Linked DNA regions of Homo sapiens: region 2 is linked to region 1. Evidence: read pairs that join two places in POLR2A ChIA-PET (ENCODE). Cell type or tissue: OCI-LY7. All regions are shown on one strand. Each heading gives the region's core, and the rest is flanking DNA. Links, peaks and the distances in the headings are about the cores only.

Evidence for each region. Peaks named below come from ENCODE experiments on the same cell type or tissue, not always from the same donor. Only the 100,000 strongest peaks of a DNase experiment are listed, where the experiment ranks them.
Region 2: POLR2A ChIA-PET joins it to region 1 with 6 read pairs; 2 of 35 experiments call an interaction of 5 or more read pairs at or near these places.

What each region holds. Positions count from the first base shown.
Region 1 is chr2:233,529,716-233,535,533 of GRCh38, forward strand. It overlaps USP40 (ubiquitin specific peptidase 40), which reads right to left. Exons shown (of 32, transcript NM_001365479.2): 11 at 3,764-4,064. Among named protein-coding and RNA genes, the nearest start is that of USP40, 34 kb to the right of the region's middle. In OCI-LY7, for the core only: no CTCF peak of the experiment used is centred there; a DNase peak (open chromatin) is centred at 876; H3K4me3 peaks cover 519 bases; H3K27ac peaks cover 1,437 bases.
Region 2 is chr2:233,070,959-233,076,776 of GRCh38, forward strand. The region is part of intron 1 of INPP5D (inositol polyphosphate-5-phosphatase D); the gene reads left to right. Among named protein-coding and RNA genes, the nearest start is that of INPP5D, 14 kb to the left of the region's middle. RefSeq lists an enhancer at 2,327-3,032. In OCI-LY7, for the core only: a CTCF peak has its summit at 3,315; DNase peaks (open chromatin) are centred at 3,303 and 5,203; H3K4me3 peaks cover 3,519 bases; H3K27ac peaks cover 3,810 bases.

The DNA.
Region 1 (5,818 bases), core at 440-5,439:
TAAGACAAGCTAGAAGAATTCCATTTTTTCAACTCTTTTAAGTATACTTTTTAAAAAGAACACCCAGATTTTCATCTTTTTTTTTTCTTTTTCTTTTTCTTTTTTTTTTTGAGACGGAGTCTCACTTTGTCGCCCAGGCTGGAGTGCAGTGGCGCAATCTTAGCTCACTCTGCCTCCCAGGTTCAAGCAATTCTCGTGCCTCAGCCTCTGAGTAGCTGGGATTACAGGCTCCTGCCACCACGCCTGGCTAATTTTTGTATTTTTAGCAGAGACAGGGTTTCGCCATGTTGCCCAGGCTGGTTTTGAACTCCTGGCCTCAAGTGATCTGCCCGCCTCAGCCTCCCAAAGTGCTGAGATTAAAGGCATAAGCCACCACGCCTGGCCTCAGATTTTCATCTTGATTACAAATACAATAAATGACTACTGTAAAAATTCTGGAATTTTTTTAAGTGTAAAAGAAATAGATACTGCTCATAATTTCACTCCCAAGACACACACACACACACACACACACAGGCACACACACAAACACACACAATTTTAAAAACTGGGATAATATTCAACAAATCTATTTTCATTTCATACACTGTATTTTCCAAAGTCTTAAATAAATGATTACATAGTAGTCCATTCTATAAGGAGCATAATTAACCTAACCAATCTTTTTCTGTTAGACATTAAGGTGATTTCCAATTAATCACTATTTTAAAATAGTAGGAACAATAAACATCTTTGAGCATCAACATTCATATACAGCTCTGATTACTTTAAGACAAACTTGTGAAAGTAGAATTACTGGTTTAAACGGTATGACAGTTTCAAGGCTTTTAAATACACATACTCAAACTGATTGTATTCCATACCTACCAGCTCTGGAGGAAATGTCACCTGTTGAAACCCAAGAGTCACAGAAATAGTATCTGATTTGGTGGGGCATCTCACTAATGTTCATCTCATTGCCATTCTTCTTCTTCTTTTTGATTACAGGTTAAATTGAAAATTTTTTGAAACACAGGAATCTTCTTTTTGTAAATTGCTTATTTATATCATTTCCCCAATTTACTACTGAGCACAATGAAATATATGTAAGCGCACTCTACAGATAGGGGAAATTAATTTGTCATATATTTTACTGTTTTCCATTAGCTTGTCATTTGCCTTTTAATTCTGTTTTAAGGGTTATATCACTTTGCCCTAGTTTTTTCTTTCTTTGCTTTTATGCTTAGAAAGGTTTTCTTTACCTTAAGATCAAATATTTATATTTTACACATTTTACGATTCCTTTTTTACATAAATATTAAAGGAACTATAATTTCATTTAAGTGATTTGTATAACAAAGAAAAATGGCTTAGTTATTTCCCTAGCAAATAACCAACTTCCCAGTTGTATTTATTGAGTAATTCACTCCCTTCCTTCCCCAAAATATCTGAAGAGCTACCTTACCACGGATTAAAACACAAATATGCTTAGATCAACTCCTGGGTTTACTGCTCTTTTTCAATGATCTGTCTACCTTTTTGCATTACCACTACACTGTCTTCATTGCTATAACTTTATAAATATGTTTTTACTGATACAGCAAATTCTCCCTCAGTCTTCTCTTCTTCAGTTTTTATTACTTTATTTCTCCAGGTGAATTTTAGAATCATTTTATAAATTCTATCCCTTCATTCCCAAAAAAGTACACCTAGATTTTTTGTTGGATCTTTGTTCAATTCCTAAGCTAACAAGAAAACTGTCATTTACATATTCCAATTACGTACACACTAAAATTCAATTCTGTGAAAAAGACTAATACTCCATTTGAAGATATTCTTTTTCTGATAGTATATATTTCTATAACTGTGAATTCTGATACACAATATTTTTACCAGAACCATTTCCATATCTTTTTTTCCTCCCAGAAAAATACAAAGCCTTTTTCATTAACAGCATAGTTATGTAACTGTTTTAGATCTGGAAAGTTAATTTCCTTTGATTCACATGCAAATTAGTAACTGCTTTATTCTTATTCTTCATAAAAATGATGGTTATTCTCATTCTCTAAGAACAATATTCTCATCTCTAATAATAGATATGTCTCAATCTATAAAGCTTTTCTCACTGGGGTTTTTAACTTTTGAGCGGACTTTGAGAAGTGATCGAAAAATCTTACTAGGCCTCATGCCTGTAATCCCAGTGAGGCAGGAGAATAGGGTCTGGAGACAGGGAACCTAAGGCTGTTTCACACCGACTTCCTAGAACTAAATTGAAAGGAACACCCTAACTTTCCATTCCTAAGTAACACAAGGACCAGAGGCTACTTCCTTTGACCTTTTCTGCGCACACATAGGAAATTGGCTGACCCCAACGAATCAGACAGTGGGTGGAGTCTTCGTTTGCAACTCTGTAACCATTTCAGCCTCTGAATGGTTGCTGTTGGCAACAAATAAGACTGAGCAACAAATCAGACTGATTGCTGGTAGGGTCTTCGTTTGCATCTTTGCAACTTCACTCCAGCCTCTGAATGGGTGTTGCCTGCAGCCAATCAGACTGATTGCCAGCTATGTCTTCGTTTGCAAATAAGTGTAACGTTGTAACTTCAACCTAGCCTCTGATTGGTTGCTTTCTGCAACCAATCAGATGTTTGCACATGATAGTGACCTTTGTAACTTCACTTCAGCCTCTGGTTGGCTGCTTTCTGCAACCAATCAGACTGATGGCGGGCTCCCAATTCATTTACATGAGGTGAGCATGAAGTGGCCAATGGGAAACTTCTAGGGGATATTTGGACCGGAGAAGATTCTGTATCTGGGCCCTTGAGCTGCTGCTCAGGCTGCTTCCACACTGTGGAGTGTACTTTTGTTTTCCATACATCTCTGCTTTTGGTCTTTTGTTGCTTCATTCTTTGCTTTGCTGGGCGTTTTGTCTAATTCTTTGTTCGAAATGCCAAGAACCTGGACAACTTGCACTCATGACCCTCTACCGATGACACCAGCATTTTGGGAGGCTGAGGTGTGAGCATCATCTGAGGCCAGGAGTTCAAGACCAACCTGGGCAATACAGCGAGACCCTGTCTCTAAAAAAATGAAAAAATTAGCCAGGTGTGGCAGCATGTACTTGTAGGCCTAGCTACTAAGGGAAGAGAATCACTTGAGCCCAGGAATTAGAGGCTGCAGTGAACAATCATGCCACTGCACTCCAGCCTGGACGAGAGAGTGAGGCTGCATCTCTAAAAATAAATAAATGAATAAATAAACAAAAAGTCTTATTGAGAAACAGGAAAATAAAGGAGAAGATATGAAAAGATATAAATAAAGGATAAATAATAGAAATAAAAGATATAAATAAGCAGAAAATAAAGGAGAAGATATAAAAGAATCAGGAAAATAAAGGAGAAGATATAAAAATAAGACCAGGGCCACTTAAAATTCAAAGGCAACATATGGCTGAATGACAGAGCCAAGTCTGAGCATATGGCAATCGCACTCAAGTTTGCCAACACAAGAAGGTTTTATGCTATCCAAGGAAATCCAATTTTGAAAATGTAATGATGATCTTACATTATTACAGGGTAGAAAATTAAAGAGAAGTATATAATCTTTATAAAATGACAAATTGTTAGATTTCATTTGGCATAATATAGTTCTTGTTAGCTTTAAAATATTTAAAAATGTTCCAAGAGTAAACCTTTTTTTAAAAGAATAAAAATTCAAACAGCATTCCATGTTTATCTTCTAAAGCCATTAACTGAAACAAATAGGAACATTTTTCTTTCCATACCTTCAGGGGGTCTCTGCAACTGGGATTTCCGATAAAACAACATGTAGGCACTTTCTTTACCCTGAAATTGCTGTTCAATATCCTTTTCCCTGATTGGCTGGACTTTAGAATCATTTATATCAAACCAGTGGGGACAGGAGATGCTATTGTTTAAACCTGGGGATTCTGGAGGAAGCATCTTGAAAATTTGCTGGTCATTCCTTTGGAAATCAGACTCAGCCTGGAGAGAACTATTCTTCAAGAGACGAACTGTACTTTCATCTGAACTGAGTAGAAATATCTGAGAATGGAGCTGTAAGAACTACACAGAAACAAAAAAAAAAATGCTAAGTTAATTATTTAAACAAAAATTAGATGTGATTAAAAAATGTTTTCTTCCTTTCTGTGATTAGATCATTTAACTTCATCTTTATTTCTGACCTGGCCAGCTACGGGGGAAAATCCATCTAGGTATCATAAAACATTTAATAAAACCACAGTGCTCTGTTAAATAGTCTGATAGTGACATCCAGGGAGGAGGTCGCTATGCCACAATCTAAAAAGCATTTTGATTACACCTCACTAGTGCTGTTTAAAAAAGTATTTAACTGGAACAGATTAGGTAGAACAAACACTTTTGAAATATTTAAAAGCAATCTAAACAAGGCACAAAACAAAGGCAATCACACAGTGTACCACCATAAAAGATAATTTGAAAACCCAGACAGACTCTGTTGGGATAAGGTAGTAATTATCAACCTAAATTATCTTTTAACCTGGACTAAAGTGAATGTTGTCTGTTCTAAAAGCTGGCAGACAAGCTCAGAAAATCAAAGCATAGTAAGGGTTAAGTCACAATCCCAAAGTTCTTGCTAAAGGATTAAGAAGAAAAAAATTTCTTTCTCCATTGCCTGTCTCTACCTCCCCATCCACTACGCCCCTATCCTCTCACTCTTTAACCTCTGTCTGGCCTTGAGTCTCTTTCTTTTCTCTCAGCCTAATTTACTTTATATAGAAAATTACTTGGGAGTTAAATTTGACACTTGGGTACTTCATCAATCACCCTGGAAAGGTGATTTGCTAATTTTTCTCTTGGAAAGAAAGTAATTTGTGGTAATGTCAACTCTCTGAGAATCAAAAGTATTATTTTATCAACAAACAGAAGAGTGTAGGGCATAACCCAAAGACAACATTGTTAACATTGTGTATGAGAACAGAGGGTAAAACAGCCTTGCAGCTAGTTTGTTTAAGGTACAAAAAAGTATCAACAACTTGAAAGCTTTGAGTAATGAACTTTCTTTTCATTTTTTGTTCTTTGGGTTTTTAAGTAATGAACTTTCTATATAGCCACGTTTTTCTTTGTTTGATAGTTGAGAATTAACTCTTTTAAGCCTCAAACATCAGTGCAGTCTAGTCCCATTAATGACAAAGAAATTTTCTTAGACTAATCTTCCTAATAAAAATGATAAACTCTAGGCAAAAAAGGAAAACAACTGTTGGGAAAGGAACCCAAAGTAGGCATAAAGTGAAGATATAATACTTCAAAGAAGGGAAGCAAACCAGGTGAGTTCTGCACTCACCTACCTACTACCCAGTTTGTAGCAGTGCATGATGGAACAGATTTCAAGAAAAGGCAAGAGTCTTACTGGGATGAGGGGACAGAATCTGAGAATACCAGAGAGGCGAGATCCCACGAAGGAGCCCCAATTCTGTAACAAATCCCCCTAAATCCTTGGCTAACTCCTAAATGGTAGAATGGACAGCTCAAAGAGCCCAGCAGAGAGTATCAGTTAGGAGGTTCAATATCTGAGCAGGGCTGCCTGATGCCAAGAAGAAAGAACAAGGAGTTCAAGTCCTACCAAATTAGAAAGAGATAGCAAACTTTTTCTTAAAGAGCCAGATGGTAAATATTTTAGAAGCAAAACTGAGAACATTACTTAGTACTCACTTCACCTTTTAAAAAGTAACCATTTAAAAATGTAAGGCATGTTCTTAGCTCAAGACTATAAGAACAGGCAGCAGGCCACATTTTGCCCACAGGCCATAGTTAGCTGAGCCCTACTGTAAGAGGAAGGA
Region 2 (5,818 bases), core at 548-5,547, 460 kb before region 1:
TTAATTTAACAAATGATGCAGGATACAGATTTAGGCTGGGCACAGTGGCTCACACCTGTAATTGCAGCACTTTGGGAGGCCGAGGCGGCCGGATCACCAGAGGTCAGGAGATCAAGACCATCCTGGCTAACATAGTGAAATCCTGTCTCTACTAAAGATACAAAAAAAATAAAAATAAAAATTAGCTTGCCGTGGTGGTGTGTGCCTATAGTTCCAGCTACCTGGGAGGCTGAGGTGGGAGAATTGTTAGAACCCAGGAGGCAGAGGTTGCAGTGAGCCAAGATTGTGCCTCTCTACACTCCAGCTTGGGCCACAGAGTGAGTCTCTGCCTCAAAAAAAGGAAAAAAAAAAAGATTTATGTGTATTTTTCTCAGCTAATCATCTTTCCCAAAACCTCTTACTGAATAACATTCCTTTACCCTTTGGGGTTCCTCTTTTATCATATTTTAAGTCATATATCTTTCTTTGTGTTTGTACTCTGTTCCATGTATATCTGCTTTTCTTTCCCCAATATCATAACAATTATACCACCTAATTTTATAAAATATTTTATTTTAGGTGATTTTCATATCTATTCTTCCAGGTGAACCAGCTAATAATATTGCCAAGTTGGAGAAAACTACTATTGGGACTTTGATTGGAATTGTACAAAATCCATAATATAGCTGGTATAAATTGACATTTTGGTAATATTCAGTCTTAACAAATATGGTTGTCCCTGTTATTTTAAATTTTGTAATTTTCTTCATATAGATCCTGCATATTTATTGTTATAATTTCTTCTGATTATCTTATACTCTTATTACTATTGTGAATACATTTTCCCCTACATTTCATTATAACTGATAACATACAGGGAAGTTTTAGATTTTATAAATCCATCTTTTATTCTGTCACTTTACTCACTCCTCATTATTTCAAATTGTTTTTTGGTTGCTTCTCTGGGATTTTCTTGTTTGACTCTCATGTTTGACTCTCGTGTCATCTACAAATTACCATTGTTTTGTGGTGTACTTTCCAAATACTTATGACACTTATTCAGATTTCATAACTTATTGCATGGGCCAGTATTTCTAAAACACTACAGTGGGGAATATTGGAAAAAGAAAACATCCACCTCAAGGAGACATACTGTGAGAATCGCTATGGACCACCTGGGAAGGGCATGGGATAGCCTCTGTCACCTAGTTACCACTTGATAAAAGGTAATTGTTGCTGTTTGTCATGTCCAAGAAGAAGCAGTCTTCTTCTAGTTTTAGAAAGAGTTCTGAAGGACTGAGTATTTAATTTTTATCAAATGCCTTTTTAATATCTATTGTGATGATTATATTATACCCCTTATTTCATTTACTGGTAAAATAATTTTATATATTTATATTTGGTTTATATATGTGAAACCATTTTGCATGATTACAATGAACTATTCTTGATACAATACTTTTTTATTGTACTCTGAAACTTATTTAGGGTTTTTATATATGTATTCATAGTTGAGGTTGATTTACCTGATTTTGGTTATGTTATGGTTTTAAGTCATGTATATTTTACAAAATATTCTGGAGGCATTTATGTAGCATAATTATTATCTGATTTTTGAAATACTTAAAAAAAGTTGGTAAAGCCACTTCTTCTCAATGCCATTTATACAGATAATTCTTTAATATTTACTTCAATTTATTCTTTAGTGTTGAATTGGTCTTGTTTTCTATTTCCTCCCATGTCACTTCTGTTAAGTTATACGTAATTTTCAGAGAACAATCTATTTGTTGAGATTTTCAAAATTTCTGGCAAACAATCATGCATAGTTTTGTATAACTGTAAGTTTTCTCTTTTATTGTGGCTGTCTTCATTTTCTCATTTCTAACTGTTTGTGGTGCCCAGGGTCCTGGCAGGAAATAGATGGCATGTTCAACAGGAGTGATAAAGACAGGAATGGCAAGGCAGCCAGTGGCTGGCACCCTCAGGATCCATTCCCACCCCTGAACTGAAGAGGCAGTGGCCAGAGCTGTGTCACCAGAACCTGGCAGGGCTGCAGCTAGGAGACTCCAGAGGTGGAGTTCTGTCCCTGCAAATCTGCAGCAGGCAGGGTGGGGTCAGTGGAACAAATCAGCCCATCCCCCCTTCACTCACCCTGCTGGTGCCTCGCTTCAGCCAAACCTGGGTAAAGCAGCCCCCGGAGATTTGCTGGCTGCACAGGGCAGGTGGAAAAGGGTAGAGAGTGGGTCTCGCTGGGGGAGGGGAGGCAGGGAGAGGCTGTCCAGCTCACTCGCATTTGTTTCTTTCCTTGATTCTGTTTGTCACAGGTTTGTCCATTTAATCTCCTACTTTTCAAGTGACAGGCTCTTAGGTTGGTTAATCTCTTCTGCTTTTTGTTTTTATATTCTAAAAAATGATCTCTGGACCGGACACAGTGGCTCACGCCTGTAATCCCAGCACTTTGGGAGGCTGAAGCAGGCGGATCACCTGAGGTCAGGAGTTCAAGACCAGCCTGGCCAACATGGTGAAACCCCATCTCTACTAAAAGTACAAACATTAGCCGAACATGGTGGCGGGTGCCTGTAATCCCAGCTACTCCGGAGGCTGAGACAGGAGAACAGCTTGAACCTGGGAGGCAGAGGTTGCAGTGAGCCGAGATCGAGCCATTGCACTCCAGCCTGGGCGACAAGAGCGAAACTCAATCTCAAAAAAAAAAAAAAAAAAAAAAAAAATCTCTGTCTTTTCAGGAAGCCCTGTTGCATCTGTAGGACTGAGATCAGCTTCTGTATTTCTCTTCTTCCCTCTCTTTTTTAAATCTTTGTCTTTTCCTCTAGTACCACTTTCTTGAGTGTGTCTTTTTCCTCGTTCACTTTCTCCAATCCATAGCTGCTATTTCCTGCCTCTGTCGTGTGTTAAATTCTGACTCTAAACGTCCCGGCTGTCCCTAATGGTCAGTTTCCTTTATCTCAGTTTGCTCATTTTTCACAATCAATCCCTCCAATTTCTGATATGCAGTGGTCTCTCGAATCTTCCTGAGTTCACAAATCAGACTTGTCCAGAATTTATTTTTATCAGTGATTCTATTTAAGATGGAAGTAACTCCCTGGAGTCCTTAGGAAAATGCCCTTTTCTGGATGGTGACATGTTTTCATAGGTCAGGTGATTTTTCTTTTCTGACAAAGAACTGTCGAGAACAATTGGATCAGATTTGTTCAGAGATGGGAGTGGGTTAAAACGACTGGCACTGGATGGGAGATGACAATTCAAGATCCAGCCGGTGGTGGGGCCAGAGATGAGGGTGTGGTGAGACACACAGAGGATGGGCTCCCTCCAAGGGTTGAGAGGGGGCGCCTCATACCTGGGTCTTGTCTTTGAGTAGCTGTCAGACGAGGAATAGCCCGCTGGACCCTCAAGCTGTTGTGGGGGTGCTCAGCCAGCTCCCAATAATACTCGGCCAGCCTCACCTCCATCTCTCACCTCCTGGCCAGCTGAGCCACCTGTTAATGCTTTCTCCCTTCTGGAGGGGTCCATGTTAGCAAGAAATGGCCTCTTTTCATTCATCAACTTTAGCTTTCTCTCTGGCTGTGATTCTTCAAGGTTTGGAGTGGCGAATGGTGAACAGTTTGTTTCCCAAGGTTGCCACACATTTTCTTGTCCTTCTACATTGGTGCAAATAGTTTTTTTTGTGTTTTTTTTTTGAACGCAGGGTTTCCAGCCCCCGTTCTCCTACCCCATCTTGTCCAGAAATCTGCAGAAACACAAGTCTTAAGAAAATGCAAAAACACAGACAAAAACATTAGAAATTAGAAATGATACGTAACAAGAGTCACAAAAGGATTTAAAAGCAATTACAGGAGCAGATCAGCAAAGCAAGATAGGAACACAAAGAGGTTCTTGAATTTTATAGTTGGATTCTCTGTCTCTCTGTGGGTCTGTCCATGGTGAAGATGTTCCTGGGTCTGGCTGTCAGTGTTCATTTGGCTAGGAATGGCCACACAGAAATGCTAAGATTTATCTGAAAGAATCAAACACGATGATGTTTCTTCCTACTTCCACGGGCTTGTCCTCCCATATTAGAGTAGAACTTCTCGTACTACATCAGGGTTGACCTGGTCCAGAAATGCTCTTCTACTGAGAAGCACCTTCCTGCCTCTTCTTTGCCTCCACACTCAGCACAGGGTGGGCACCTGTCATCACCCAGCACCTGTGGGAGTCACATGGGAAATTTGCTGTAAGCCCCCCTTCATTTGGGAATGGAACAAATCTCATTTGTTAGCAGAAGGAAGTACTGTTGGGCCCAGTGCTATCCTAACCCAGATCTCCAATGGGAATAATCCTGATCTGATTACTCTGAAAGGTCATCCAGTCACTGGGAGGAGTCTCAGCTGAGAGCCAGTGTTAGCGTAACAAGGTGTTACCAAATCACCACAAAGAGCTGGGGAAGGGCTGGGCGGGACCCACTGCCCCTAAAGAGCAGTGAGCATGTTTTCCAGGTTATGTTCCAGGGCAGCAATTGCCAAACACTATTTAGTTGTAGAATCTTTGCTTTAAACATTTTGCATGCAAGATATTGTGTGTGTGTGTGTGCATGTGTACATACACACATGCATGCATGCATGTTACATGTATACACATGTATGCATATGTTGTGTGTGCACATGTATATGTGTGTGTGTGTGTGTGTATATAGGACCAGAGTGAAGTACAAACTGCTGGTGGGGTGGCAGGCCAAGTGAGCACCTTCCTCCACCGCTTGGCAGAGCCTCCACACCCGTGGAATACAGTTTGGTACTACTGCTCACCCAACGACTTGTGTGTGGCGGGGCTGATGGGGTGTGTGTGGGGTGGTGCTGTATGTTTTCCCTTGAAGGTTGAAACTGATTCAGCCCTGGGGGTCAGAATGTCCAGCCCTGTGCATTGGCTATGCAGGGTCATTAACATCTGCTGAGATGTTACTGTCTAAGGGGGAAGTATCTTCTTCCTGTTATACTAGCTTTTGAATTCTGATCTGTTTTGGTAACATGGAGCTGTTTCTTTGTTTCAGTGTTTCTAGAACATCTTTGAAAAAGCCATAAAGGTTTGTCTGCCACACTTGATTGAACCAAAAAGCCTTTCCTGTTCTGTGCGCCTGCCTCTGACTCTCCCTTCGTGATTATGTTCTTTCTCTCTGTCTACAGGCTGATGTTTGGGCTGGCTGGAGCTCTTCCACAAGTCAGCTGCCCTCAGCCAAATAAGAGGCTGTTCTCACCCCTCACCTCATTTGCATACCTACAGGAGGAAGTGCCAAGGGAAGAGAGCATTGAAAAATAAGAGCACAGCAGAGTTGAGCTATCTCCACATTTGTCTGGCAGGCTCTGCAAAGGGGATTGAGGCCAGTGGTTCTCTGTGTCCCAGAGGTGTCCCTGGGAGATGTAGTGTCACTGGACTAGAGATTCATCCTTGCTATCTCTGATGCAAGACGATTGTATCAATTCAGGCTCTGGAGGTAGGACAGGGAGCAGAAGGATGGGGACTAAAGCCATGGAAGAAAGACAGAAAAATCACCTTTTCTATGTGAAGTGAAGAGACATGTGGAAGTGAAATTACTCAAAATTCTTTTTAAGTACCCATGATGCAAAAGCCATAAAATAAAATATTGTAAAATTAGCCACATAAAATTGTAAAACATCTACACAGCTTTAAAAACAACCTGTTAAAAATAACTCCAAAATATATTGTAGCATATATCAGAGTCTTATTCATAACTAAGCAAAAAATGATACCAAAATAAGCGAGTCAAAGACACAAAAGGGAATTCACAGAAAAAGAAATACAGATAACTAAACATGGGAACATGCTGAAG